Regions from separate parts of the Homo sapiens genome. Here region 1 is linked to region 2. Evidence: read pairs that join two places in POLR2A ChIA-PET (ENCODE). Cell type or tissue: OCI-LY7. All regions are shown on one strand. Links, peaks and the distances in the headings refer to the core of each region. The heading gives the core; the rest is flanking DNA. Region 1 overlaps ABLIM1 (actin binding LIM protein 1). Region 2 overlaps ABLIM1 (actin binding LIM protein 1).

Region 1 (15,722 bases), core at 3,408-11,407, 54 kb before region 2:
GAGTTTGGAATTTTGGAGCTTGATGTGGCCTGGATAGGTAAGGTGGAAGGGAGAGAAGAGTGGTTAGCAGAAAGAACTGATACAGGCCAGGTGCCGTGGCTCATGCTTGTGATCCCAGCACTTTGTGAGGCCAAAGTGAGCAGATCACTTGAGGCCAGGAGTTCGAGACGAGCCTGGCCAACATCATGAAACCCCGTATCTACTAAAAATACAAAAATTAGCTGGGCATGATGGTATGCACCTGTAATCCTAGCTACTCAGGAGGCTGAGACACGAGAATTGCTGGAACCCAGGAGGTGGAGGTTGCAGTGAGCTGAGATGGCACCACTGCATAGACACACCAGGACTTGATCCCAGAAGCCACACTTAAAGCTAAATAATCTGGTGGAGGGCGGTGGCTCACGCCTGTAATCCCAGCACTTTGGGAGGCCGAGGCAGGCAGATCACGAGGTCAGGAGATCGAGACCATCCTGGCCAACATGGTGAAACCCCGTCTCTACTAAAAATACAAAAATTAGCTGGGTGTGGTGGCATGTGCCTGTAATCCCAGCTACTCGGGAGGCTGAGGCAAGAGAATCACTTGAACCAGGGAGTTGGAGGTTGCAGTGAGCTGAGATCGCATCACTGCACTCCAGCCTGGGCAACAGAGCAAGACTCTGTCTCAAACAACACAAAACAAAACAAAACAAAAAAGAAGCTGAGTAATTCTCAGCAAGTTGCTTACATGTTGAGTCCCGGCACCTGAAGCTGGGATAGGTCTTGACCCTTCTCATCTGAAAACTCACAAATTTGGATATTTGCTCAGTAAATCTGAAGATGTCCCATCCTCTTATTATTACGATGTGGGCAATGATACTTACCTTGTACAGGCTTCAAACAGATAGTAAGAGTCATCTGAGACAGTGCCTCACATACCGGGCCTCAAGAAATATTTTTTCCATTTTCTTCATTTATAAAACACAGATTTTGTAAAAGCCCAATATTTGGAATGAACTTACAGCTTCCTGTTTGAATGAAGGAGTCAGGCTCACCCATCTCTGTTTACTCTCTGATGTAGTTATATGGGATTATTTCAGATACACAAGTTAACAGTCATGTTGATGCTTGGGTTTGAAAATTTCTTAAATCGCTTAACTTTAGACATTCACACACATTTATGCCCATAAATTCAATCTACCATTGTTTCATGGTGTATTTTTAATTACTTTTTTACCAGGCATCTGAAAACTGCTCAATAAAGGTGTGTGGATAAATGATTATTTTTCCCGTGGTGAATTTTTGCCATGTCCTTTAACCAAAAATGTTAAAGACTTCACATACTCTTTAGGCCTAAACTTCTCATCCCTTTACTAAATACCTATTTCTGGCTGGGTGTGGTGGCTCACGCCTATAATCCCAGCACTTTGGGAGGCTGAGGTGGGCATATCACCTAAGTTCAGAAGTTTGAGAGCAGCCTGGCCAATAAGGCAAAACCCCGTCTCTACTAAAAATACAAAAGTTAGCCGGCTATGGTGGCGGATGCCTGTAATCCCAGCTACTTGGGAGGCTGAGGCACGAGAATTGCTTGAACCCAGGAGGTGAAGGTTGCAGTAAGCCGAGATCACCCTACTGCACTCCAGCCTAGATGACAGAGTGAGACTGTGTCTCAAAATAAATAAATAAATAAATAAATATTTATTTCACTCACATATGAAATAAAGGCCCAAGTGATTTTTTTCTGTTAATGTTTCTTTTATTGCATCTAGCTGGATATAATCTGTTTAAGTATAAACTCCTGGAGGATTTGTGCTGTCTGTTTAACTGCTCTGTATACTACCCAGCACATTTACCCAGACTGGGCCTTCATCAGTATTTAGTATGACGGTGAAGAGGTCTCTTAACTTCTCTGGACTGCCAAAGTGTGGCTTTTATATCAGCTCCTTGAACCTGAGCCTTAGCACTGAGTCCCTTTGGAACAGATTTTAGCCAACAACACCTGTGATTAGTAGCAGCTTTGTTGAGGCTTTATTACATACCAGAAAATTCACCCATGTTAAGTATATGATTCAATGACCTTTAGTAAATTTACAGAGTTGTGCAACCATCATCACAATCCTACTTTAGAACATTTCCATCACTTCAAACACATCCCTCTGCCCACCCTTTGATTATTTTTAAAAATATTATTTTTTGAGATGGGGTTTCACTCTTGGCATCCACAATGGAGTGCAATGGCACGATCTCAGATCACTGCAACCTCTGCCTCCCGGGTTCAAGGGATTCTCCTGCCTCAGCCTCCCAAGTAGCTGGGATTACAGGTGCATGCAACCATGCCTGGCTAATTTTTGTATTTTTAGTAGAGACAGGGTTTCACCATATTGGCAAGGCTGGTCTTGAACTCCTGACCTCAGGTGATCCACCCGCCTCAGCCTCCCAAAGTGCTGGAAATACAGGTGTGAGCCACCACGCCCAGCCCACCTTCGGGTTATTTCCTCTTCACGTTCTTTCCCCAAATCGTGTGCATGCATGTGCACAGGAGGCATGCCAATGGGAAAGGTGGCTCAGGTTGCTCACCAAGGGCTGCCCAACTAGGGAGGTGACTTGAACCTCTTGACTCCACACGGCGTTCTTCACTCTTTTCATCTGGAAACTCACGAATTTGGAAATTTGCTCAGTAAATCTGAAGATGACCCATCCTCTTTGACCCCATCCCAGAAGACATAGAGATGCTTAAATAAATAAAATCCAAAAAGAGAAACTGATCATCCAAATATAGGAGAGTAGAAAGAGGATGAAGAGGCCGGGCGCAGTGGCTCACACCTGTAATCCCGGCACTTTGGGAGGTTGAGGCAGGCGATCATGAGTTCAAGAGATCGAGACCATCCTGGCCACCACGGTGAAACCCCATCTCTACTAAAAATACAGAAATTAGCTGGGCATGGTGGCATGTGCCTGTAGTCCCAGCTACTTGGGAGGCTGAGGCAGGAGAATCGCTTGAACCCGGGAGGCAGAGGTTGCAGTGAGCCAGTATCGCACCACTGCACTCCAGCCTTGCGACAGAATGAGACTCTGTCTCAAAAAAAAAAAAAAAAAGAGGATGAAGACTCGTGGGTAGTGAGCCTAATTCTGACGCTCAAGTTACTTCTTGCCATGTGACTAGAAGCCTGGGTAAGTGTCCCATTTTACCTTTGTAAAGGGGGACACCTTCACTCCTCTGACAGACATTGCATGCTAATATCTTAAACATGAGGTGAGGTGCAGGGGTTACAGAGGTAAAAGGTACCATCCTTAACCCCAAATGGTCTTACCATCTAAGGCTGAGGTTCTAAAACCACTATGCCTAACAATCACCTGCATATCTTGTTTGAAGTGTGGATTCCCAGCACAACATGGTGCCTATCATTAACAATACTGTATTGTGCACTTAAAAATTGAAGACAGTACATCTCATGTTGTGTTCTTACCACAATAAAAATGAAGTTATTCATGCTTTTAAAAAATAATGAAGTATGGATTCTCAGGCCTCACCCCAGACATTCTGATTCAGGAGGCCTGGGAATCTGCATGTGAACATGCAGCCCTGCCCTGGGTGATTCTGGTACAGGGAAGTCCACAGATGCCACTTTGAGGATCTGGCCCTATAAGGGTGTGGTGAGGACACATTGATGGAGGTTTCTGACTCCTCAGAAGAAAAATGCACTAGAAATTTAGTGAGACCCCTGTCATTATTATGATGTATAAGCCAATAGTCTCCTCTTCATTTTAGAAGCACGGCTTTGTTGCTAAAACCTTACATTTTCTCAGCACTGCTTGGGACTTCTTCCAAACCAGCTTAGAGAGATTCCACATGTCTATATAAAAGGGTCTTTTCATTTCCTGATCTTTGTGGGCAAATAATCTCCCTAAAAAATTTCGTAAATCATCCTAGTCTTCTTAAAAATGACAAACGTGGCAGGGCAGGGTGGCTCACACCTATAATTGCAGCACTTTGGGAGGCTGAGGCAGGAGGATCACTTGAGGTGAGGAATTCAAGACCAGCCTGGGCAACATAGTGAGATCCTGTCTCCACAAAAAATTTAAAAATTGCCGGGCGCAGTGGCTCACGCCTGTAATCCCAGCACTTTGGGAGGCTGAGGCGGGCGGATCACAAGGTCAAGAGATCGAGACCATCCTGGCCAATGTGGTGAAACCCCATCTCTACTAAAAATACAAAAATTAGCTGGGTGTGGTGGTGCATACCTGTAGTCCCAGCTACTCAGGAGGCTGAGGCAGGAGAATTGCTTGAAACTGGGAGGCGGAGGTTACAGTGAGCCAAGATCACGCCACTGCACTCTAGCGTGGGCAACAGAGCGAGACTCCGTCTCAAAAAAAAAAAAAAACTTTAAAAATTAGCCAGGCATGGTGGCTCACACCTGTAATCCCAGCTACTCAGGAGGCTGAGGTGGGACAATCGCTTGGACCCAGGAGTTGGAGGTTGCAGTGAGCTGATTGCGCTATGATCGTGCCACTGCACTCTAGCATGGGTGACAGAGATCCCATCTCAAAAAAAAAAAAAAAAAAGACAAGAGTTGTTACAGAAATCTTTCCATCATCCTAAGAAAGAGTACATTAAAAGGGCTGTGCCATCACTGGAGAAACTTCCAGTTCCTCCTCTCTGTTCACATGCATAGAGAGCCTGCAGCTTCCCCTCAGTCACTGGCTCACCTGAGATTTCTGCAGGGATGGTTTCGTTGAAAATGAGGCTGTGTGTATAAAATGCCTGCAACATAGCCAGTAGCTAGCCAGTAATTTTCTGCTACAATTAAAAACACACAATACAAAATGTACCAAAAATATGAATCAAGAAAGCTTGATAAGAGGTTTTCCAATCATATTTGTCTCAGACAGTACTGCAGAATAATATGGAAATTCTGAAGTAACAAAAGGGAATAAAAAGTTGAACTCAGTTTTGTTATACTTTTGCATAAGGGGTTCCTTACATGTACCTCAAAAGCAGGGACTTGCGAGGAGGCTGCAGGCTGTGTGATGGCTGTGCTCAGCTAGGCACCTTTCCATCATCTCAAATCCGAGAAAGAAACTCAAAAAGCCTAAGAATCTCGTTTCAGTACAAGCTTATGCCTCAGGGACAATCACTGTCGGTTTCACATGCAGACAATAGTGAGTGAATGCAAAGAAATGGTACTTTCCTACCTGCATTTAAAAAAAGAAAGAAAGTAAATCTACTCCCCCTCCTTTTTTGGGAACATGGACTGGCCCATTGTGGTTGCTGGTGTGTTGAACTAGTAAGTAAAGCGAGGAGAGGAGGCGTGAGAGAGCGTGCCTGCCCGCCGCACACGGGGCTGGTTTCCGGAGTGCGTCTCTAGAGGGATGCACGTTGCCTTAGCCGAGCTTCGGAGAGAAGCCTGATATGTAACCCAGGCAGGTGGGAGCCTCAGTCTGTCGGGCTGAGGTCTGGCATCTACAAAGCCTCTTGGCCGTGTTCTGAACTTGAAGCCTGGAGGAGTTCTCTGCTCAGCACAGCCAAGGAACAGAATTAGAAGAAAAGGAACCCTGGCCTGAGGTAAAGCGGACATTGCACAAGGTGACCTATGTCCTTTGCTTTGCGTGGCAGATGTGAGATTTCTGGCTTCCTTCGTGAGGTCGGAGGCCGCTCGGATCCTCCAAATGTGGTGGCTGGATGCTGGCGACAGAAGTCACTTTTATTGCCCTGACATACATTTATGTAAACTTTTTGTTTTCCTGATGATACAAAAGAAACGACAGGAGCTTTTGTTCATCGATACAGAACTAGACTGAAGGGCAGGAAAGGCTGGTTATTTATTTCACTGAGAAGTGTAGTGCGTTGACCTTTTAAACAAGGCTTATGTTTTTTTAGGCTGCTACCCGCAAGATTGAAAGGAGACTGTGGTTTTCAGACTTTGGGGTTGTTTTGTTTTGTCTGTGGTTTGTAGAGCTCTGTGAAATTTACATTTGAGTCCTGTTTGGGGGATTTGGTGGTGGAAGTGGCACGTGGGAATGAGTAGATTTAGCTATTACTGTAAATTATGAGATTTTTTTTTCTTTAAGAAATACCCAATAAATGAAAATAAGGAAACAAAATGTTTAGATGTTATTCATGTTTTATTGCGGCTCTAGGTTGAAAGAGCTTGACAATTGCCTCTCTTTCCACCTTTGATATGCAGTAAAAGAAATCTAGAGATTCTGGCCTTTATATTGAAAATAGTTTTCCTAAAAACCCAGTTATTAATCGAATCATACTGTAAAGACTTTTTTTGGGGGGAAAGTGTTTTAAAATGTGCTATACTAGCATGAAAGAAGAAATGGGACCAGAAAGTTATTTCATCTGTGAAAAAAATAGATTTATGATGTTGGAAAAGAAAAAAAGAAAACGTGAGTTTGGCCATAAGCCAGCAGGAGTGTGGTCGCTATAGCAGCTTCATTTGTCACTTAGCTGAGATTGGAGACTTAAAAGAAAACTGAGCCTGTTTTTCTCTCAGACAGCCTCATAAGGAATGTTAAGAGGATGTGAAGTTATTTAGATTACCAAAACAGGTTCTGACAAGTAAGTGAAAATAACTCATTAAAATATAATTGTTGCCATTCTATAAATGGATCAAAAGGCTTGTTGAGTCACTGCGTACTTATAGAATAGGTGAATTTGCCACGGCTCATTGGTATAAATTACTTTTGAGAAGGCTTTTTAAGACTAAGCGTGAGGCCTTGCCAAGCATCCCTTATAACACTTAGAATGTTTTGACCAATGTTTTCGAGGCGGTTGCCTAAGCATTTTCATGTGTCAGTGAGTCTAATCCTCGCATCAGTGGCTTATCCAGTAAGCTCAGGGAATATTATATCCTGACAACAGAAGCCTGCAGATTTTTCTCTTCAACTAAACAATAGCTCACCTAAAAGGACAGAAAGTGAACTACTCAGTTCTTGTAACCTGACTTTCTGGAGGGATGGTCATGATTTTGGCTCCTGTAGAACAGGGTTTCTCAACCTCAGCATTATTGACATTTTGGATGGGATTATAGTTTGTTGCAGGGGACTGTCTATGGGATGTCTAGTAGCATCCTTGATCTCTACACACCAGGCGACAGTAGCACTCCCTCCCCAGCTGTGAGAACCAGAGATATCTTCAGACACTGTTAAATATTCCCTGTGGGCAAAATGCCCCTGGTTGGGAATCACTGCTAGAGGGAAACCTGTCTTGGGGCCTACTGCTGCCAACGAGGGGGAAGGGTCTATGAGAGGAGGCTGGAGTCCCAGGGAGGCCTGGCGGGGTCCAAGGAACAGTGGCAGGACAGGTGTTTTTGCCTGACCATTTGGTTTTTATTTTGTTTGGGTTTTGTCTGAAATCACATCTTGGGAATGGGGTATCAGATTCAAGGACTTGCTGCGGATATACATTCTTCTGCCCCCTTTTCCTTCTGTGCCCTTGTGGGACTTATTTTATACAGTGCTATGATTGGTATAGTAGTCAAACTTCTTTCAATTGAATTCTAAAGTGCATTCTGGGGATATACTATTTTGTCTTTTTTTAAAAAGAAGCTTATACAGTGATCCATTTTATAAAGCAAATAGTTACCCATACTTTTCCCTTCTGTAAATATAGAGTTTTTTGTTGTTGTTGTTGTTTGTTTGTTTGTAATGTGGGTTTTTAGTAAATCTGGCCATGCCTGTTAGTTTTTTTTTCTTCTAGAATCTGCAAGTGAATGCTTTCATTTCTTTTTTCTTTTCGCCATCTGTACCAGTGGGTCTCAAACTGTTTTGATTTTTTTAGGAATTGGGCCTTGTTTTGTGAGTGCAATTGAAGAATCACAGCTTTTTTCCAATTTACAGATAACGATGAAGTCAATGGCTGGGATTTTTTCCGTTTAAAATTTTTCTTACACCTTTAGCATTAATGCTACTGCTTGTTTGCTCTCAAAGGTTTACAGATTACAAAATGCATGAAGCTGCGAGTGCTGCTTTTTCTTGGTGTTTCTCCAAGAATATAGTACATTGCACTGAGCACCGTGACTTCCAGGAGCTACCACCACCACCCAAACCAGATGAGATGTACCACTGCATAGTGCTTAGTGGTGCTTAGCATTGGCTGAACAGATAGGGAAACACCTTGACTTATTGAAGTCTATTCTTGGTGACAGACCTGGACTGGCCCATAATGTTATCAGAGAGCTGTGGTTTCTGCTTTTGATTGCAAAGCAAATCTTGCATTTCTCTCCACCTGGAGGTACCAATGTGACACACACCATGTGCTCTCTAAGTAACAGTTCTTCGTAATTAAAATTCACCCTCTCCCCCCATTCAGTAGACCAAAGATCCCTGAGTGCAGCAAATGTGAGCATTTTAGGTCTATTTGCCCCCAGGATATAGCACAGTGCCTGCTCATACTATTTGCTCAGTCATTGATGAACAGACAAATGAATGTCAATGATTTCTATGGAAAGACCACCCAGGAGCTTGGTCAGCAAGCCACATGTCTGCAGCCTGTGTCCATATTTCTGTAATTTTTTAAAGAGGACAAATCCAGTCACCATCTAAGCAGGTTTTAATGTCTGAGGGGCTACCAGAAAACTCTTTGAAGGATGCAGGAAGAGTGGGTCTGTGGGTTGTAGAATTTGGGCCTTCATAAGGCCCAGAAATTAAATTTCTGCTCTTATTATAAACCCCACAGGTTAATGCTTCTTCATGGTTTCAATAAGATAAAGAGCACACTAACCATAGGGTCTGACCCAAAGGCAAGGTATTTACCACCTCTTTAAGAAAACTCGCCAGTTGAAAGAGCTTATGATCAGAGGTGAAAAAACGGCCCTTGTTGATCTATGTGTCCTGTGGGGAGTCAGGTGGTGCTGCCCAGAGAACCTACCTGGTTCTCTGAACCAGGTTATCAGGGCAAGGGGGGTGCAGATGGGGCAGATGTCTTGAAATTGGAAGTTTCCAGACTGTGCAGAATGTAAAGATGCCGTAGTGAGAGACAGAGAAGCCAAAGATCCTCTCAATCTCTTGCTTTGGTTCACAAACCAACCCCAGCTCCATGGATTTTTTTGTTTTGTTTTGTTTTTTGAGATGGAGTCTTGCTCTGTCACCCAGGCTGGAGTGCAGTGGTGCAATCTTGGCTCACTGCAACCTCCACCTCCTGGGTTCAAGCGATTCTCCTGCCTCACCCTCCGAGTAACTGGGATTACAGGTGTGTGCCACCATGCCCGGCTAATTTTTTGTGTTTTTAGTAGAGATGGGGTTTCACCATGTTGGCTAGGCTGGTCTTCAACTCCTGACCTCAAGTGATCCACCCGCTTCAGCCTCCCAAAGTGCTGGGATTACAGGCGTGAGCCACCGCACCTGGCCTAGCTACATGCTTCTAAGCAGAGCCCTGGGAATGAGCAAGCGTGAGCCTTTCTTGTACCTTAAGCTGCAGAGGCTTAAGGTGCAGCCTTTGACGGGAGGGGACCTTCATCAAAGAGGAAACAAACCCTGCTGCTTTATTATTCGCCAAGCCTGGAATGTTTTTAGCAAATACGTGTTTGTGTCCTTCTCAGCATTGCTGGTTCACACTGAGGCCATTTGTTGCTCATAAACACTAGATGAAGCAAAAATACTTGTTTACACTTAAGACTGCTTTTATCTTTCCTTACTGCTGAATAGTAATTTTTTACTAGATTGTCTTGGTTCTGTGCAGCTGGTTCCTTATGTCTGTGCTCATATCCGTATACCTTGTCCAAATAAACATACTTGAAAACATAGAGAATTGTGTTTTGTGAAGTTTAGAACATCCTCTAACAGAGTTTAAGCTGAGCTTTCTGCTTTGTTTTGGCAACTTGTTTAGGATGCCAAATGTATCTGGTCTGGCAACAGATGAAAGAAGATGTTGGCCCTTATATAACGAAGTTTAGGGAATAAGTGGGGGGTGGGGTGGATTGCCAGGTTTCCTTTGTGGTTTGAAAAGAGTTCTAAAGCATGAGGAAAACATGTGTTCGACTGGGTTTTTGTTTTGCCTTTAAACCTTGGAATTTTGAAAATCTGTTGAAATATCTTCTCCTGGCTTATGCAGCCCTCTGAGATTAAGTTTCTGATTACCTACATCTTCCCTCCTCTTTCATTCCAGCCCTGCTAGCCTTCTTTCTGCCCCTCAAGCACAGACACTGTCCATCTCTGGGCTTTCACTGCTCCCTGAGCCTGGCACATTCTTCCTCCAGATCTTGGCTTCCTTCTCATTATTCAACCTGCCTCTTTTGACTTGGAGAGGTATCCTCTAATCACCTAGCTAAAGTTGCTTCCACCTGCCCAACCCCTAGGCCATCTTCTCTCCCCTGGTTCTGTTTTAGGTTCTTCATGGCACTGTTCCCCGACTATCTGGAATTCTTATCTGCTTGTATCCATGTCTAGTATCTGTCACTCATTGCAAGAATGTATGCTTATGACAGGTACTATCATATCCCCGAAACTAAAACATCATCTGATAGAAGGTTGGTGCCCAATAAGAGGATGAGTGGATGGATAGAAGGATGGATGAATGGGAGGGAAAAGGAGAGGGAAGGAAGGAAAGAAGGAGCGGGGAAAGGAGGGGGGTTGACTACCGAGTAAATTTCTACTCTCTTTTAAGTCTAAGAGCTTCTCTCCTGTGATTCCTCTTTGACTCCCCAAGACAGTAGCCTTGGAGAATTTTCTCCCCACACCCACCTCACTTTGTACATTACACTAACCATCTTATCCAGTTACAGTCACCTGTTTGCTAAGCTCTGCATACTAAGCTCTTGAGGACAGGAATGTGTAATAAAGGTGGTTATGGTTGTAATTATTGTTTGTTCTTATTGCCTTAGCACTTTATAAGCATACTTCATCAAAGTCCTTTCATCAACTCTATGGCTTGAGTATGACTCTCATCTTTGTTTTGCAAGTAAGTAAACTGAGGCCCAGAGCAGTTGCCGAAAGGCGTACAGATGATTACTGCAGGGCCAGGAATTGAATACAGATTTCTTCTTGGTAGCGCAGATTATACAGCCTTTCTTTCCTCCTCATCAGGTGTCCAGTGCCTGACCCACAGGTTCATCACAGGCTTTTGCCAAATGAATGAAACCTAAGACCTCACCTCCTCCCTTCTCATCCCTATTATTTGAGCTTATACATATTATTTATACTATTTATAAACATAAACATGAGCCTATCAGTTCATAATCCAGTGACATCTCTAAGGATAACTAGCTGCTGTATCTTAAGTCACTTATTTTTATTGTTTTTTTAGAAACAGGGTCTCACTCTGTTGTCCAGACTGGAGCACAGTGGCACAGTCATAACTTACTGCAGCCTCAAACTCCTGGGCTCCAGAGATTCCCTGCCTCAGTCTCCTGAGTCCCGGGACTACAGGTGCATGCCATCATGCCCAGCTAATTTTTTTTTATTATTATTTTTTAGAGACAGGGTCTCACTATGTTGCCCAGGCTGCTCTCTTAACTCCTGGCCTCAAGTGGTCCTCCTGCCTTGGCCTCCTGAAGTGCTGGGATTACAGGCATGAAGCACCACACCCAGCCTACGTCATTTTTCTTTCTTTCTTTTTTTTCTTTTTTTAACCGATAGGACGTCATTGATTGCTTAAACCCTCTCATTCTTCTTATGTAAACAAATCTATTAGTCAAAAGTTAAGCAGCTGCTGAGTCACATGGCACTTTAATCCAGGGTTACAATTGGCAGCCCTGGGAATGAGTTCTCCTTTTTTTAGCTCCCACGATGGCACTGATTTCCCCTAGAATATGAAACTTACACCAAGGAAACCACCATGACAACTGTAGGTAGCAATTTCAAGCAGAAAAGACTAGGAAAATGCCTAAGAATTTTAAACCTGACAGAGTTCTTCTACATTTTTAATATAACCAAGTGCTGTTCATCACCTGCCTTGACACCGGTGTTTGTGAGGTTGATTGGCCCCAGGATGTTCCACTGCAGAACAGAAGGCCAAGATCAGAAGCCCTTGTCGACATATAAATGTAATGCTGTAAGCTGGCTTGGAGCTGTGACTCCATGGAGCCAATTCTAAAATGATTAAGACTTCTGTCTATAGAGAGTTGAGGTGGAGACTGTTTACTATGGCCCTGCCCAGAGGCTTCAGCAGCTGAGGGTGTACCCTCTGCAGTGGGAGTCTTCAGGCATGAGCCTGAAGCCTGTGCTGGCCTCTAGGGATGGAGTCCCTTGTTGTCTTACAGCTTGAATTTTCCAGCACAGGACAACTCCAGATGACAGCTCCAACAGGGCAGAGGCTGCAGCCTTGCCAGACTGGTCCGTCAAAGCTTTCCTTGGCACATAATCCAGTTTCACCCAGGTTTGGGGGTAACCCAGCTGGTTCCTTTTTTCCTGGGTTGGTGGTGAGCTAAGCAGGGAGGTAGTACCCACAGGTTATTTATGGATGTCAAAAACTCAAAAGGCCCTCAGCACTGGGGGTAGGACCAGTGAGAAGTGCTCAACCATGGCATGTATGAGGGATCTGTGGGCGAACCCTGATGTGTCATTTGGCTCCTCTATCCATCACAAAGAGCAGGGACCCCTGAACCCTTTAACCATCCCTGAGCAAGATTGGAGGGATTTTTGCCCTTTTAATACAACTTCTTAAATGGCCTGATGGCCTTGGATGTACTCATTAATAAATATGTCTTGTGGTTTGCAATTTAACTGTCTGTGTGATGAGGATATTGGAAAGGAGTTTCTGACTGATTCATTGTTCACACTTGCCTCTCCCAGCCGAGGGATAATTGGGGCCTTGCCTAATCTGCACTCGCTCACACCCAACATGTGCTGGGCGGGGAAAAAAGGCTGCAACCTGGCCGGCTGGTTCCCGGACCTGGCCTTGCACCAACCAGGAAGATCTCTTCTCTACCTCCTTTTCTGTGTTCAAGGTGATACCTGCTTAGGACTCCCAGAAATATCATTAGCAGGAAAGTTCCACAGATTTAATCTAGTCTAAACCTCTGAGAGTTGAGGACACTGAGACCCAGAAAACCTGAGTGATTTTCCTAGGAACACACAGCCCATTGGTTAGTAAGGCAAAAGTAGACCTCAGAGCAGCTCAGTGCTTCTCTATCCCCTCTGCACCTCCCCCAGGCTGCCTCTTGAACTACTTCTCTGCTTGCTGTACAAACCAAAGCTATCTTTCAAAGTCTTTTGGAATATTAAAGCCATTACAGGGAGGCAGGGTGTGTGGGGATTGAGTAGATATTCAAAAGATTTTTGCTCAAACCTTTATTTCACTTTGTTTTTAAACAACTTCCCTTTCCCATGCCTATGGAGCTTTTCTTGTCTCATCCTAAAAACTCCCAAGTTCCCACCTGCTTCTAGGAAGATTGTTGATGATTGTCCAGGCATCCCCTGCCACTGTCTGAGCAGACAACTTCTAAAAGTTTTTTTTTTTAAGTAGTGTGAGCTCATCGTAAATAAATAAATGAATAACTGAGTAAGTACACTTGTTTGTACTTCTCTGAATCACATGTAATGGGCCAGATAGTACATATTTTCAGCCTTGTGGACTATGCTGTCTCTGTCTCAGCTACGTATGGGCTAAAGCAGACCTAGAGACTATGTAAATGAACAGACATGGTTCTGTTCCAATAAAGCTTTATTTACAAAAAACAGGTAGTGGGCCAGGTTTCACCTATGGGCTGCCAATCTTGGTATCAGGTAAAAAGTAAACATTCTCCACTTACTCCCTAAGCTTTATTGGCACAGGACCACGTCTGTTCATTTACATAGTCTCTAGGTCTGCTTTAGCCCATACCAGCCTTGAGTAGCTGAGACAGAGACAGCGTAGTCCACAAAGCTGAAAATATGTACTATCTGGCCCATTGCATGTGGTTCAGAGAAGTACAAAGAAGTGTACTTATTCAGTTATTTATTTACAATAAGCTCACATTACTTTAAAAAAACCCACTCCCAGAGGTAGCTATTGTTGAGAGTTGGGTCTATAGTGTCACTGGCATGCAGATACTTACAAATACGGGGTTGGATCATGTAAATTTTTTCATATAGGATGTAGAGTTCTGTATCTTGCTTTGCTCCTGTTTCTTGCACATAGATACCTGTGGGAGGGCATGTATTCTTTTATACAAATAGGACCGTTTTATGCATGTTGTTCTACAATTTCCTTCACTTGGCAGTAACTCAGTGTTGATGCTTATAGGATGATGACATTCTTTTTAATGACCACATAGTGGTAAAATCCTTTACCATACACTAAGAAAACATGACAAATACCAAAAAAAAAAAGTATGTGTGTAAATAACTACCAGCAGACACAGATGATGTCTTGTTCGTCTCACATGGTCCCATGTGTCTGGTGGGCACATCCACGGGGATCCATGTCAGCCCGTGCAGCGTTACTATGTTTCCAAAGGGGGTTTTGTTTCAGCCTAACTTTCTGCCAGCACAGCACCACATACAGGTGACGAGCTAATAAAAGATTTGCATGATGAGGAAGGTTTCAGACAAACTTTAGCTTCAACATTGTGGTTGATTATGAGGCAATTTCTGTGAAATCCTAAAAATCCCAAGTTTTTTGTCCTGCTGTGAACACAGTTTATCGCAAAAAAGTACAGACCCACATTGTACTGTGGCCCCCCTCCCCGCCCTTTAAAGTATGCGCTGTCGTTGATGCCTTGAATTCGTTCCTAAGGATATCATAGATCACCACAAACTTGGCAGCTCAAACATGACAGAAATGTATTCTGTCACATTTCTGGAGGCCTGAAGTTTGAAATCAAAGTGTTGTCGGTGTGGAGTGGGGGTTCTTCTGGGGGCTCTGCTGGAGGGTCTGCTTCATCCTGTCCCCTGGCTTCCAGTGCTGCAGCATCCTTGGTGCTGCGTGGCTTGGAGCTGCATCGCTCCAGTCTCTGCCTTCATCTTCATGTGGGTCCAGCTTGCCCTCTTGGTCAGTTTCCTTGTCTTGTCTGGTCCCGTCCTGTCCTGTATTTTGTAAAGACTTGTCATTGGATTCAGGGCCCACCTGAATCCAGGATGGCCTTCTCTCAACACCCTTACCTTAATTACATCTGCAAAGCAGGTTGGACATATCTTTGGGGGACCACAGTTCAACTCAGCCCATGCCCTCCCATCTAAAAATCGGAGTGCTTGCTCTTCCCTCTCAGGTTTTTCCTCCTGGAGGTGAGGAAAGGGGCAAAAGCCTTGTTCTTGTCGTAATCAACAGCCCTGCTCTTTGAGGATAAAAAGCAACAACAAAAAAAAACGGAGTCCCAAGGAATGGCATCTACTATTAGTTAATCGCAGGTCCCAGAAAAGCACCAGCCAGAACTGCAAGTCTTCTAGGAAATTTCTTACTGAATTCAGCAAAATAAGAGGCTAATGAGAAGAGTGTTTGCATATCTGATAGTCTAACTGAAAGGAAACAGAGGAAGAAAAATGTGCTTTTGTAAGCCCTGAGAGTTTTAGCTGAATGGCAGCCTTTCCCTGTGATTAACTGGCATTAATTATTGTTTCAAAGAGTTTCCAAGGTTGACTGAATCCAGTGTGAAGCTCACAAAACCAACACCATCTATTTGTTTTATTTCTCAGGAGAAAGTTATATTAATGCAAAAATAAAGAATTGTGGCTGGGTTTGTGATCTGTTTTCAATAGTTTCTTTAAGGAAGCAGCTGTTTTTTGTGTTGCACAGGGTACTTGGATGCGAAACAGTTTTTGTTGTTTTGGCTTTTTTTGGAGACAGAGTCTTGCTCTGTCACCCAGGCTGGAGTGCAGTGATGCGA
Region 2 (15,722 bases), core at 3,522-11,521:
ACATCAGCAAATTTGATGACCAGTTCACCTGACTTTGAAAACTGCCTATTAAAACCTAAAATATTTATTTCTGAATCAGAGAACTTGGGGGTAAGTGTATTCAAATTGGAGGTAATTTGGATCTGAAAACTTTTAAAAACCAAATGGGTCTTGAAAAAATTCAAATTGTTGAATAACTTTTAAAATCTTTAGCTCAACAGTATTAATAGTGTAAATAAAAAAAGATAAATGTTTCCAAGAAAGCCTGCATAACTCACAGGATCCCCTAATCCAGTCAAGAAGGAAGGGAGAGGCCAGGCGTTATGGCTCACGTCTGTAATCCCAGCACTTTGGGAGGCCGAGGCAGGCAAATCATGAGGTCAGGAGTTCAAGACCATCCTGGCCAATGGGGTGAAACCCCATCTCTACTAAAAATACAAAAATTAGCTGGGTGGGTGGCAAGTCCCCGTAGTCCCAGCTACTTGGGAGGCTGAGGCAGTAGAATCGCTTGAACCTGGGAGGCAGAGGTTGCAGTGAAGCCAAGATCATGCCACTGCACTCCAGGCTGGGCGACAGAGTGAGACTCTGTCTCAGAGAAGGAAGGGAGAGAGAAACTGAAGTGAAATAGGCTAGTTCTGCCAAGAGAACTGCCTTTACTGCCCACGAAGCTCTTCATCCCTGGAAGGTGCTGTTAAAGACCCTTCCCTACATGTGCGTGCGTTGTTCTTCAGCTCTGTTTCTACCAGTACATGCAGTACAAGAGCAAATAAAACCATTCAGAGCCATCCCCAGGTGCATCATTACAGCAAAGGCTGAAAGTATCCTTGCCCCACACTTGGCAAAAATAAGGATGAGTAACATACGAGTGACCCCAAAGCCCCAGTGTACACTTTGGCTGTTCACACAATGTCCTGGATGCTTGTTAATGAAAACAGGCCTTTGTCATAGCAACCCCAGTAACCGAAGACATCTGATGCTCCTGCCGCACACCCTCTCCCCACCCCAACCCAGTGAGCTATTGCAGTGTTCTTACAGAGCTAGCGCAACAAAAATATTTTCAGTTAGCAAGCATTCTTTTCTGCTACTTGATCTCAATATTTCTCTTTTAGTTTCACCCCATTTGTCCCATAGTTATGTTGATAGGAAATAAATGATCACATTTGCCCTGCAATACAGCAAAATTTTAGTGCAGGGCTTAAATGCTTGGGCTGTGGACCTAGAGTGTCTGAGTTCAAATCCTGACTCTTCATCCCTTTCCTACCTGTGTGGCTTGGAGCACTGATACTTTTTCCTTATCTGTAAAATAGGAATAATAATGGAAGCTACCTCCTAGGGTTACCGAGAAGATTACATGAGATTAAGCCTGGGAAGTGCTTGGCACAGGGCTTCCACGTAGTAAGTGGGCAGTAGACATTCGTTGCCATCGATATTCTTGGGTTGCTACTTAAGAGGTTTCATTTTGACATTAAGTTTGGAAAATGTGAGATCCTGGCCACTTGAAACTGAAGGACTACCTGTGGTTAATAATTATCTCACAGAGATGGATACAGGTTCAGCTTTTTCAGGGGGTAGCATCTCCTTGTAAAGGAGGAATACATTTTGATTGTGCCACTTCTATATTTTGATTAGGAAATGGATCTAGAAATTGCACTTTATTATTATTATTATTATTATTATTATTATTATTTTGAGGCAGAGTTTCACTCTTGTTGCCCAGGCTGGAGTGCAGTGGCACAATCTCGGTTCACTGCACCCTCCGCCTCCCAAGTTCAAGCGATTCTCCTACCTCAGCCTCCCAAGTAGCTGGGATTACAGGTGCCTGCCACCACACCCAGTTAATTTTATTGTATTTTTAGTAGAGATGGGGTTTCACCATGTTGGCCAGGCTGGTCTCAAACTCCTGACCTCAGGTGATCCACCCGCCTCGGCCTCCCAAAGTGCTGGGATTACAGGTGTGAGCCACTGCGCCCAGCCTGCACATTTCTTGAATAGTGTTATGTGAGTCTTTCCTTTTTCAACATACTCAGAGGTAGAATTTTCTCATATTGAGATATGCCTGTGATTGGTATAACTCTAGCAGGAAAGCGCTTGTGCACGGCAGGTCCTGGGGAGGAGGCCCAGAAGTGATGCACCTGGTGCACCTCCACCTGGGTGTGGTGTGATTTCTCCCAGCCACTTCCACCCTAGCATCTCAAAGATACCAGGGGCATTGGCTGAAAAAGACTGATCACAGTCTTCCAGCAATGAGTCAAATCACTGCCTGACCTGAATTGGCCAGATATGTTTGCCTTCATTGCTTCAACTGTGAACAGCATAGTGAGACAACACCCTTGTCTGAAGGAGTTTCTTTGGCTCAGTGGTGCCCACATTCAAGGTATTAAACACCAATAGAAACTACTGAGAAGGCAAGGTCTTATTCCTATTGTAGAACTATAAGTTACTCTCTTTAGGAAATGGCTGCAACAGAGGGGAGGAAGTGTTCCAAAATGAGGCCTTGAGTTTTCTCTGCAGAGCTTTCCAGAATATGTTAAACAGAAGCAGGAGGCAGCTGATCCTAGTTCATAAGTTTCCTTCCTGCTCACATAACCACCTCTCACTCTCCACGTTCTTCAGGTATATACTATGAAGTCCAGTTTCTTTCATCCTTCCCAAAGGCCGACCCACCAGCCTTACCTCAGTGACTCTCTATATAGTTAGGCTCAAATCGTGTAATTAACATAAGTCAAGTGTCTGCAAACTAAGTATTTGTTTACAAGTAATAAATTCTAGCTCATTCCCTCAACTAGGATTTGTGCCTTCTGTGTACCTGTGGAAAGCATTGGGTATAGACAGTGGTTAAAAAATAAACTCTATGAGGGCAGAGAGCATGACTAAAGTTAATGAGGGAGACAGACACGATGCAAGGAAAACAATAAATATATAATTACACATTTTACTCATGAAGGAAAAAAGAATGACACTATGAGAGAAAACAACATGGGGAACCAACTCTGGATTGAATCAGGGAGGTCCTCTCTGAGGAGGTGATATTTAAGCCAAGACTGAAGGAAGAGAATCATCCAAGTAAAATTGGGAGCTAGGGCATTTCAGGCAGAGGGAGCAGTAAGCGAGGATGAGAACTCCGAGGCAGCTTTGTGCGCTGTGTTCTGTGAGTGATGACAGGTGAGAGACGAGGTAGGAGGGGAAGGCAGGGATAGAATCCTGAGGCCCTGGTTGTTGTGATTTTATTCTGAATGGATGCTTCTGTTAGGTCTGTTCTCATGCCGCTAGTAGACATATACCCAAGACTGGGTAATTTATAAAGGAAAGTGGCTTAATGGACTCCAGTTCCACATGGCTGGGGAGGCCTCACAATCATGGCAGAAGGCAAATAAGAAACAAAGTCATGTCTTACGTGGTGGCAGGCAAGAGAGCTTGTGCAGGGAAACTCCCATTTATAAAATCATCAGTCTCGTGAGACTTATTCACTATCACAAGAATAGTATGGGGGAAACTGCCCCATGATTCAATTATCTCCACCTGGACCTATCCTTGACACGTGGGGATTATTACAATTCAAGGTGAAACGTGGGTGGAGACACAGCCAAACTATATCAATGCTGGAGACAAAAGCAGAGTAGTGACCATCCAAATTATGTTCTTGAAAGGTCTCTCGGCTGAGTGCGGTGGCTCACGCCTGTAATCCCAGCACTTGGGGAGGTGGAGGCGGGCAGATCACGAGGTCAGGAGATCAAGACCATCCTGGCTAACACGGTGAAACCCTGTCTCTACTAAAAATACAAAAAATTAGCCGGGCATGGTGGCAGGTGCCTGTAGTTCTAGCTACTCGGGAGGCTGAGGCAGGAGAAAAGTGTGAACCTGGGAGGCGGAGCTTGCAGTGAGCCAAGATCGCACCACTGCACTCCAGCCTGGGCGACAGAGTGAGACTCCGTCTCAAAAAAAAAAAAAAGGTCTCTCTATCCATTGCCTGCCAGGTGGATTTGATTTGAAGAAGGGAGGGGAGAAGGCAGAAAACTCACAGGGAGGCCATTGCAATAATCTGGATGAATGGAGGTGGTGACTGGGGCTGGGACTACGGCAGTAGAGAGGGAGAGAAATGGGAAGCTTTGAGGTGTGCTCAAAGGTAAACCAGAAATTCTCGTAGGGGACAAGGAGCAGGAAGGGCCAGAGAAAGGCCTCCCCATGCCTTTTCAAAACTGGATCGTACAACTAGTTTGCATTTACCTTTCCTTCTAGGTTGTATTTTACCTTATTCAAAAAGGTGATAAGTGTTTCTTTTTTTCACTAGCTGAGTTTTTAGTAAAGCTTAAGGGCCCAGGACAGTCTAGATTCTGAAGCCAGGGTCCGAAGTCTTACAAGTCACTGTTTATTTTACAGCCTACCAGGACATCCTCGGAAAGTATTTATTCTAGGCCAGGCTCCAGTATTCCTGGCTCACCAGGTCATACTATCTATGTAAGTATCTACTTCTGGAAGTGACATTTCTGGGACAGGTAAATTAGTGGATTGTAATAGCAGAATGGGTAATCCAAAACAAAAACTGATTCAAAGTGATTTCTATTTTTGTTATGAGACCTGATTTTCATTTTTGTAGAACAGTCTCCTCAATCACTTTTACCTTTAGGTAATTACATTTATGTGACCATCAACAGAGTGATCAGACGACCTGTAAAATGTAGTAATATGTTGCGGGACTTAAAAAATTCTTGCACCTAAGACTCCGTCTCAAAAAAAAAAATTCTTGCACCTAAATTGCATATAGATATTTGGGGATTAAATATATATTTTATGAAGCTGATACTGAGTGTTCCTAAATTCTACCACAAAGATATTTAAATATTTAGTTTATTAATTATGCAGTTCTTGTTTTTAGCCATCTGAGAGGATTATTGGACCATCTGTTTGAGCTTTTTCCTTTACTATCATAAATTCAGGAAATTATCCTTAAGGTTTGCACATTTATCTATTTCATGAATTCTACACAGATTTTTTCCTAAGCGTTCAGTGACTTTTTTAAAAAAACATGATTAATATATGGTATAAAGGGCAACTTCTGAAGAGTATAACTGTGTTAGGCAAGATGTTTTGGTTTTTGTTTATTTTAAGGCCTTCACTTTTTAAACAACAGGAAATGCGCCAACTACAGTTTCCTAAAGCAGTCAGACTACAAGGTAATTGTTCTTTCTGGTTAACTTTGCCAGGCAAAAGTAGACAATGAGATCCTGGATTACAAGGATTTAGCAGCCATTCCGAAGGTCAAGGCAATTTATGACATTGAACGTCCAGATCTTATTACCTATGAGCCTTTCTACACTTCGGGCTATGATGACAAACAGGAGAGACAGAGCCTTGGAGAGGTAATACATTCCTACTGGTTGTGAGTTGTACAACAATTTACCTTCCCTTTTGTCACATTTGTAATAACTACCATTTGGAGTTCAGGTAAATCAGGTGGTCTTTTGTCTGCCTAGTATTTGCAGATTTCTAGACCAGGTGCTTTGAGGTATTCAGAAGCCCATCATGAGAAGTGGGAGAACAGAACAATGGCACATCAAACAACAGTGAAGACCAGCTAAACATTAGCATGCTGGGATGGAAGCTGTCGGGAGGTGGGGAGGGGGTGGGGATTGTGTGAGCTGGGCAGAGCAAATAAGGGAGTGAGGGTCTCCTGGGGGTCTTAGTCTAGTGATAAGCTTTAAGTATATTCATGGCATCATGAGGAGAGAGAACACACCCCCTAAATTTTGGTAATTACAGTTTTCAGCAACTTAAGAAAGTTAGCATGTGAAAGAAAAAATAAAGTAGAGCGCATGGGGCAACAGTCTAGCACAGGAGTGTGAGCCAGCATTCTGGAATCAAATTACCTGGTCTCAACCCAGGGATCACCACATGCCGATTGTTTGACTTTGACCATGTGACAGCCATTCTGCTGCTAGTTTCCTGGACCAGGTACAGTGCTCATACCTGTAATCCCAACATTTTGGGAGGCTGAGGGCCGGAGGATTGCTTCAGGCCAGGAGTTGAAGACCACCCTGGACAACATAGTTGAGACCTCATCTATATATATTAAAAAAATAAGAAAAATGGTCCTAGTTTCTTCATCTGTAAAACAGATAGGGTGATGATAGAATCTACCTCATAGGGTGTTAGTGAGGATTAAGCAAGCTAATCTATGTAAAGCAATTATCAGAGGCCAGACTTGGGGGAAATACTGAGCATGTGGCAATTTCTACCATTGTTGCTACCTGTCCTCTTGGGGCTCGTTAATACTCGGCCTGCAGACCCATCTGCTGCGGGACCAGAGCCTCTCAGCCCCTTGGGGTCCTCCCCTCCCCGGTCCCATCTCAGGGTTGAAGGTTCTCTGTGGTCGCTTCCTACCCAAGTCCGTTTCCCCTGGCCAATCGGCTCACTCTCATTTTTTTCTCTTTTATTTTTTGAATTAGAATCATCTGTAGACTGATTTTAGTCCACAAAGATGTTAACAAATAGCTGACAAATCAGCTATTCAACAAAGGTTAAAACAGAATATAAACAATCTAGCATCTCACAGTGCTTTGAGGTCTTGGAGAAGAAAAGGCATGAAAATGTGATTCTGTTTAATTGTTCTCAATTCCAGATGTATAATATTATTTGATAATTATATTTATGTTTATTTTTTATTTTATATATATTGTTCCTTTTATTTATTTACTTTCTAATCTGGGTTTTATTCCAGAGCATAGCTCTGCGTGGAAAAGGTCCCTGTGGCAGGAAGTGATATCCATTTTCATGTAGTGCCACCTAGTGGTCACTTAGCTGTAGCTGCACTTGCGGCCGCTCTCAAGCGCAGGTGCATTGGCCCGGGTTGTCAGTTGCCATTGAACCCCACAGAGTTTCGTAGGGCATAAGAGGCGAGGGGAAGTTCCTGAACAAAGTGCATAGAGATTGGCCTTGGACCCTGTGGATGAGAATTTACTAATGTTTAACCCATACAAGCAAGGGGATGTGAGTTTTTTTAATGGTGTTAAGGATTTGGGGTTCATGGTGTGCAGTGTACGTGTCTGTGTGCGTTTCCCAGCAGCTCCATCAAGGCAGTAAAACATTAAGCACTCAAGAGTTTGGGCTTTGAGGTGAAAATCTCTGCATTTAAAACCAGACTCTGCCAGACATGGTGACTCATGTCCGTAATACCAGCACTTTAGGAGGCCAAGGCCAAGGTGGGTGGATTGCTTGAGACCAAGAGTTTGAGACCAGCCTGGACAACATACCAAAATTCCATCTCTACAGAAAAAAAATACAAAAATTAGCCAGGAATGATGGCACACGCCTGTAGTCCCAGCAACTTGGGAGGCTGAGATGGGAGGATCACTTGAGCCCAGGAGGTTGAGGCTGCATTGAGCCATGATCATGCCATTGTACTCCGGCCTGGGTGATAGAGTGACACCCTGTCTCAAAAACAAAACAAAGCAAACAAAACAAAAACCACCACCACAAAAAAAGAAAAAAAGAAAAACCAGACCGATGCTGACTAACCACATAACTTTGGGGAAATTATATACCTCAATCTCCTTATCTGCAAACTCAAGATAGAGAACAAGAATACCTATGCTAGAAGTTTTCTGTAAAGAGTAAGTGAGCTATTTACATTAGAACAGTACTGGGCACATAATAAGTGCTTAAGAAAAATGCTGGCTACTCTCGTAATCAGCATACTTACTGTCATAACCTGGAATTATGTCCCATGGTTTTCTCTATGCATAGAGGGTGCCCCTGGGATCAGAAATCAGATATATTAGTGAACTCTTTCCCAATACTTGCATCTTGCAACTGAGAGAAATTTACAAGCTGTTCTATTATTTATTCCATTAAAGTTTAACACACTTCTTTTATAGACCTCATATACATATTGCCTTTTTTTTTTTTTTTTTTTTTTGAGGTGGAGTCTCACTCTGTCACCCAGCTGGAGTGTAGTGGTGCAATCTTGGCTCACTGCAACCTCTGCCTCCCAGGTTCAAGCAGTTCTGCTGCCTCAGCTTCCCAAGTAGCTGAGACTACGGGCATGTGCCACCATGCTGGGCTAATTTTTGTATTTTCAGTAGAGTTGGGGTTTCTCCATGTTGGCCAGGCTGGTCGTGAACTCCTGACCTCAAGTGATCCACCCGCCTTGGCCTCACAAGGTGCTGGGATTACAGGTGTGAGCCACCGCACCTGGCCTTTATACATATTGCCATTTAAGAAACACTGCAAGAGTCAGATTAGTTCTGTGCAGCCATTGGTGCCTCCAGGGCCTTGCTGTCAGTGCAGGTGCAGACCTGGGCCCTGACCTTGAGACCAGCCTTCACCCAGCTGAGACCCCCTAGAGACAGGCTGTAGCTGCAGAGGAGACCCTGGAGCTTGTGAAGGCTTAGAATACAGACAGTCCGCCCACTTACTATAGAATGTGGGGAAAAGGGCAAATTCTAAAACTGAGAAGTCCACCCCTGGCTGTGTTCTCCATAGCTCTGTTTGAATTTCATTTCTATTTGAAAGCTTTTTGCATTTTAATTGTAAACATTTTATTCATCTGGAAAATACTTGAGCAACTACTGTGTCCCAGGAGCTGCTGTCATCACTGGGAATATGTAGTTGTAAACAAACAGTCCTTGCCCTCATGGAGCTTGTGGCATCACGTGGGAGACAGACAGTAAAGAAACAGATATGTAATATAATTTTACAGAGTGGTAGGGCTCTGAGGAGAAATGAAGCAGAGTAAAGAGAAAGCGTACCAGGGGCTGGGTTGCTCCTCTGGACAGAATGGTCACGGAGATGCTGTGTGACAGTGGGTTTGAGCAGAGACATCAGCGCTGACAGGGAATGAGCCCTGCAGGTGTCTGGGTGAAAAGCACTGGCAGCAGAAGAGACAGCAAGTGCAAAGGCCCTGAGGTGACAGAAAGCTTGGCCTGTTGATGGCCCCAAGGAAGCCTGTGTGCCTAGGAGGATGGAAGCCAGAGGTGAATGATAGTGAGATTGGCGAGGTGAATGATAGTGAGATTGGCGATGCAGCCAAGGCAGGATGCCCCATGCCTGGTCACCAAAGTCCTATTTTAGTTATCAAACTATTTTATGGTGATTGCTGTGGTTGTAATTTAGTCAACAACCATGTGAACAAGATCCTATGTTTCAGTAGATGCTGTAACTCATCATAGTAAAATGAGCGTAGTTTGAATATATAAGGGAAATGGTTCCAACTTGTCTAGCTTAATCACCTAAGTATGTATCACAATCATATCTAGTCATGGTTCTTTTTTTTTTTTTTTTTTTTTTGAGACAGAGTCTCGCTCTGTCTCCCAGGCTGGAGTGCAGTGGCGTGATCTCGGCTCACTGCAAGCTTCGCCTTCCGGGTTCACGCCATTCTCCTGCCTCAGCCTCCCAAGTAGCTGGGACTACAGGCGCCCGCCACCGCGCCTGGCTAATTTTTTGTAGTTTTTAGTAGAGACGGGGTTTCACCATGTTAGCCAGGATGGTCTCGATCTCCTGACCTTGTGGTCCGCCAGCCTCAGCCTCCCAAAGTGCTGGGATTACAGACGTGAGCCACCGCACCCGGCCTATTCATGGTTCTTAGGCAGAGATGTGCACCAGAATCTCCCCGGAACTTTGTCAGAGTCTACCTGTCTGAGCCCCATGGCAGATGCATTTGTACCTGATCAGAAGACAGGGAGATGTGGAGGGATGCTGGCAGGTACATGTTGGCTAATATTTACAGCTGACTCTGATAAACAACTCTAATTAAAACTGGCAAAGAGGCCAGGCGCGGTGGCTCACGCCTGTAATCCCAAAACTTTGGGAGGCTAAGGGGGGCGGATCATGAGGTCAGAAGATAGAGACCATCCTGACTAACGCAGTGAAACCCCATCTCTACTAAAAATACAAAAAAAGTAGCTGGGGGTGGTGGCGGCGCCTGTAGTCCCAGCTACTTGGGAGGCTGAGGCAGGAGAATCGCTTGAACCTGGGAGGCGGAGATTGCAGTAAACCGAGATTGCGCCACTGCACTCCAGCCTGGGCGACAGAGCGAGACTCCATCTCAAACAAACAAACAAACAAACAAAACGGCAAAGAGTTAACAAACATTGTGACTTTAAATTCTCTTTTATTTTTCTAGTCTCCGAGGACTTTGTCTCCTACTCCATCAGCAGAAGTAAGTACCATTTCTTTTTATCATTTTAATGGGTGGAATTTGAGAATTGCTTGGCCCTTCCCTAGACTGGGATTTTTGAAAAAGAACATAACATACAAAAGAACAGAAAAACTGCATGTGGGGTTATGGTGGCTTTGGGGATTACCTCCGTGAAAGAGGAGACTCTAAGACACAGCAATATATTTCTCTTAAATTGGAGACCAGGGAGTAAAAATGGCCTCACTTTAATCTGTGTCTGTGCCTGTAAGTGGAAGCAAAGTGTCTGCAGGAACATAAGTCACTTGTCCCAATGTGGGGCTCTTTGTCCGCATCTATAATTAATTTTTCTGAACCCTAATATACTGAAATGGCCAACAGCCATCATGGCGTATTCTATAAGCAGAGCCATCTTGATGGGAGGTTACTCTGTTTAGTCTGAAATCAATCATCTGATCCTAAAACCAAGCAACTTTCTGGATATTATGAAACTGGACTACTTTTAGGGAATCTCTGTAATTCAAAGTAGTAAAAATACCATAATATTTTCATGGTTTATGACTGCTATGAATTATTAATTTCTACCTATATTCTAATAATTTGCATTGAATTTATGAAGAATTAATTTCTATTGACCAACTGTGCAAGCTTGAAGCACATAATCTGGGGACTTTTTGTTTTGTTGTTGTTTTATTTAATTTATTGTTATAGACAACTAGTATCAAGCCAAAGTTTCCCCTTGCCATTTGCTCTCAAATTCCACAAAGCTATGGTTACTGAGGTGTTCATTTAGTCGTTATTAATGCATTCTTTCAAACTTTTTACTTTTATTGTGCTAGTAGAAATTTCATAGGACAACAGATTCCTAAAATGTAAAATATTCTTTGTACTCTTTCAACTCTTTAGACAGTTTTATATTGTGTGTGTGCATGTGGTTTTTTGTACTTATTACCTAATATATCCTTTTCTAGATTTGGAGATAGGTGACATTTTAGTGGTGCTATGATATTCCATTGAATTCGCATGTCATAATTTCCTTTTTTTTTGAGACAGAGTCTCACTCTGTTGCCCAGGCTGGGGTGTAGTGGCACAATCTTGGCTCACTGCAACCTCTGCCTCCTGGGTTCTAGTGATTCTCCTGTCTCAGCCTCCCAAGTAGCTGGGATTACAGGTGCACACCACCATGCTCAGCTAATTTATGTATGTTTAGTAGAGACAGGGTTTCACCATGTTGGGCAGGCTGGTCGCAAACTCCTGACCTCAGGTGATCCACCCACCTTGGCCTCCCAGAGTGCTGAAATTACAGGCATGAGCCACTGTGCCTGGCCCGTATGTCATAATTTCTTAATTGTGCCCCAATTTGTTGAACATGTAACGCAAATTTTTGCCTTTATGAATAGTAGTACTATGAAAGTATTTGAATAAATTATTCCTCCTTTTAAAGGGCATTTTAAATTATTTTCTTGGGATATGTTTCCCAAAGTGAGAAGTAAAATACCGGCTTTATGGCAACCATCAACTTGTTATTCAGGAGAATTTATTTAAAATGCCACCAGATCAATGTCGTAGACAGTACAGTTTGGTTGGTGGTCAGAACGAAGGAAGAGATTAGAGTCAGGAGTCTGGTTCCGAAGCAGGCTCTGCCCATACCAACTACATGCCTACACACAGGGCTCTTACCAGCTTGGAACCATGTTTCTACATTAGTGGGGGAGGGAGGTGATAGTATGTGACCTACCTTTTCTTGTTATGCAGATCTGGTAGGTATGTGAACATACTTATGAAACGGAAAAGTACAATGTCAGCATGGTCATTGGAATTATTATCTCTTGTCCCATAGCCCTATCTCTATTAAGGTTTATATGTTTTCATCCTTAAAATTTTTTTTTTTTAAAGAAACAGTGTCTCACTCTGTCGTCCAGGCTGGAGTGCACTGGCACAATCATAGTTTACTGCAGCCTCGAACTCCTGAGTAGCTGGGACTGCAGGCATGTGCCATCATCCCTGGCTAATTTTTTACAGTTTTTTGTAAAGACAAGGTCTCGTTGTGTTGCCCAGGCTGTTCTCGAACTCCTGGCTTCAAGCCATCCTCCCACCTTGGCCCCCCAAAGTGCTGAGATCACAGGTGTGAGCCACCACACCTGGCTCTTAAAATTTTGTAATAAGCCCAAGTACTGCAGACTTTGAACAAAATATATTAGCCACAGAATGCTTATTTGCATATAAAATACCTGCAAAATTTGCACATAAAAATAAGTGCATATATTAATCAAATATATATAAACAAGTAGACATGATGGTTCCTTGGCAGTGTTTGTGAAGCGTGGTTCCTACTGAGGCATGGTGATAGCCTGAATGTGTTGAACTTTGTTTCCAGGGGTACCAGGATGTTCGGGATCGGATGATCCATCGGTCCACGAGCCAGGGCTCCATCAACTCCCCTGTGTACAGCCGCCACAGCTACACTCCAACCACGTCCCGCTCTCCCCAGCATTTCCACAGACCTGGTAAGGGTGACTGTTCCTGGATTCACTCTATATAACAAACTATGTTTCTGTGATTTTTTCCCCTACTATTGATAGCACATTGAAAAATCAACGACTAAACATTTCCATCCCTCTCCCAGAGCAAAATGAAAACTGGTATCCAACTATATTTTATGCTCTATCTTTTCTTGAAACATCAGTCATCCTAAGCCTGTGTTCATTTTGATTTATTAAATAATTATATTTTGACAGCGAGCTACTGGAAGCAAGGGGTTTTTTTAAAAATTTTTTTACGATTAACAAAAATCTCTTCACTTTGAGACTTAAAATGGAGATCTCCCAAAGAAAATATTTTGATGTGCTTTTTAGGCATACCAACATCATCTAAAATTCAGTATTAGCCATTTTTAACAGCTGGATTATGTTTCCCTTATCTAGGTGTTAGTAAGCATGCTTGGTTAAGCACTTTCTAGAAAGAGGACTCAGGGCTGTTCTTGATCACTTTTAAGATCGTTCCAACCCTAAGATTTTCAGTCATTCTTAGGAAACATAAAATCATTTCCAACCCTAAGATTTTCCCTCAGACTTGGAAAACAAAATCATTTCCAACCCTAAGATTTTCAATCAGACTTGGAAAACATACAATTATTAGGCATCACTACAGTAGAGAATGCCACAAAGTAGCAGATTTTAGTGGACCTTCATCTGCAGAGAATTTAGTCTCTGTAGCTACTAGTGGGTGTCTCCTGTGTGTAGTGGGAGAAGAATGGAGATCCCAGTACAGATCCAAGATTCCCTGAGAAATGGATTCACAAGGAAGATTCTGGCCTCTAATAAAACTTAATGGTGACAGTGCGCGTCTGTGAAGACTTCATGTTAAGCTTCTTGCTTCTGGACGCATAGATGAGAGCAAACCCATATGCTACCTTTTTAAAAATAAATTGTACAAGAAATGAAACCAAAAGAATTAACAGGATGATAAAAAGCTGCAATCTTCTAAGACCCTAGATTTAATGATCGTAGAGAATTCAAACTATTTGATCCTTTGATAATGTATAATTTTCTCTACACTGATAAATGTTTGTGCTATTTATTGAATTACATTAAATGAAAGTTCTCAGGAATTTTTTTTCCTTTATTTCATGGGCTATTATATTCATTTTATTCATGCCCAGGACGTGAGTCCCGATTTAAGCCTTTGTCCATTTGGGTAATAAGAAATCCTTTATGCTGGGCCAGGCGTGGTGGCTCATGCCTGTAATCCCAGCACTTTAGGAGGCTGAGGCAGGTGGATCACCTGAGGTCAAGAGTTCAAGACCAGCCTGACCAATATGGTGAAACCCTGTCTCTACTAAAAATACAAAAATTAGCTGGGCATGGTGGCATGCGCCTGTAGTCCCAGCTACTTGGGAGGCTGAGACAGGAGAATTGCTGGAACCTGGGAGGCAAAGGTTGCAGTGAGCCAAGATGGCGCCATTGCACTCCAACCTGGATGACAGAGCAAGACTCCATCTCAAAAAAAAAAAAAAAAAAATCCTTTATGCTGCCACCCTGCTCATGTACATATGCTGAGGTCACTGAGACCCCAGCCATGGAGTTGCCGGAGCGGCGTGGGGTTATAGGGGCATTGTTGTTCCAAAGACCCCTGAACAGTGAGGGGAGTGGTCAGTCAACACTCCTTCCCCCAAAAGCTCATGTCCTTACTGAGAAAGTTTCCATCTGTTCCAATTATGGTTCTGATGCCAATAGACTTTAGAATCTTCTCCTTCTCTCCTTTCACAATATATTACATGTATGCCTGATGCCACTTGTTAGGCTTTAAAGTTATTATTTTGAAGGCTGCCCTTCCAAAGTGAAGCTGGAGGGATTCTGATAGCATACTTGTGATCCATATAGAACACCCCAAAGTGTCCACTCCACAAGTTCTAGATGCCAGATGATGATTTAAAACCCCCTCGGTCTGGGTTGAATTTGAATGGTCCATTCTTCCTGAGATAACTGAGTTTCCAGCCTCCAGTCCTCCTGCTGAAGTTCTCGGGATCATATAGACCTCTTTGCCACACAGGGAACACAAACATGTTTTCCTTCTATGTAGGCAAAATCAAATTAAATTTACAGTGGGATGTTTGCTTAAGAAAAAAAAAACCTGACCCTTACATATAAATACAATGATTGTCATTTTTTTTAATAAGCATTTCAGAGGGTTCTGTTGTGTCAGGTGCTTTTTAAAAACAGCTGTTGTTGAGTCTAAATGACGTGCCTGCTACTGGCTGAACAGAGACCATCCGGGTGACCATTTCTCCTCACCAAAGCCATTTATTCTCAGAGAGTGACTCTGTACCCACCTGAACCTCTTTGCAAACTCTCCCCTACTTTGCCTCAGCCTTAGCAGGTGCACTCTTAACCCTTTCTCCTTCCTCCCTTTTCAGCCTCCTGATTAACGTTCTTTATTTTGTTTTCCCTTGGAACGATGGCACTTTCCCTGCTCCTGTGTTAATTTCTGTTCTTCTTTTCTGTTTCCACCGTGCCCTGCCCCTGACTCCTTGCTGCACAGAGCTTTTGTCTCCTGGTGTGCAGAGGTTGTCGTACCTGCGCACCAGCAGCCTCAGCCCCACCCACAGCGACTCCCGCCCCAACCCCCCTTTCCGACACCACTTCATTCCCCATATCAAAGGTAAGGAGGCAGGTTTCTCCAGGCAGCACCCTGCATAGTGGAGATTTATTAGCACCCTGGGAAGGCTAATAAGGTGTATCTCCAAGAGTTAGTGCCGAGCTTTTGAGCTCTCAGCATGCCTGCGTGTGTCATGACTATACCCAACAGTTGTCTTAGAACGGGCATAGCATCTCTCATTGGGAGAAATATGTCACTTCTAAGGGCTCTAGATGAAGAAGCAGGAAGTATGTTTAAGACCATAAGATTTATTATCCACTACTTTGAAAAAAGAAAATATATATATATATATTATTATTTTGTTTTTGGATGCATCGAAACAAAATATAATATATATAATTGGAATATTTTCCTGGGTTCAATACGCAACGTGTCTCAGCAAAACACGACAGTGTTTAGTAACAGATATCCAAAAGTTGTCTTACCGGTGATAAACCATGACCATATTAACATGTTT

The links. ChIA-PET counts read pairs that join two places held together with the same protein. Peaks named below come from ENCODE experiments on the same cell type or tissue, not always from the same donor. Only the 100,000 strongest peaks of a DNase experiment are listed, where the experiment ranks them.
Region 1: POLR2A ChIA-PET joins it to region 2 with 6 read pairs; 15 of 35 experiments call an interaction of 5 or more read pairs at or near these places.

Annotation. Positions count from the first base shown.
Region 1 is chr10:114,516,477-114,532,198 of GRCh38, reverse strand. All of the region lies in intron 6 of ABLIM1 (actin binding LIM protein 1), which reads left to right. Among named protein-coding and RNA genes, the nearest start is that of AFAP1L2, 120 kb to the right of the region's middle. RefSeq lists enhancers at 5,051-5,280, 5,451-5,570, 12,772-13,291. In OCI-LY7, for the core only: CTCF peaks have their summits at 6,117 and 8,228; DNase peaks (open chromatin) are centred at 5,288, 5,868, 6,408, 8,158 and 1 weaker place; H3K4me3 peaks cover 5,706 bases; H3K27ac peaks cover 4,592 bases.
Region 2 is chr10:114,462,591-114,478,312 of GRCh38, reverse strand. ABLIM1 (actin binding LIM protein 1) reads left to right here. Exons shown (of 23, transcript NM_002313.7): 9 at 4,357-4,434; 10 at 5,181-5,336; 11 at 10,097-10,132; 12 at 12,486-12,615. Among named protein-coding and RNA genes, the nearest start is that of AFAP1L2, 66 kb to the right of the region's middle. In OCI-LY7, for the core only: CTCF peaks have their summits at 6,568 and 6,771 (motif pointing left); a DNase peak (open chromatin) is centred at 6,782; H3K27ac peaks cover 1,446 bases.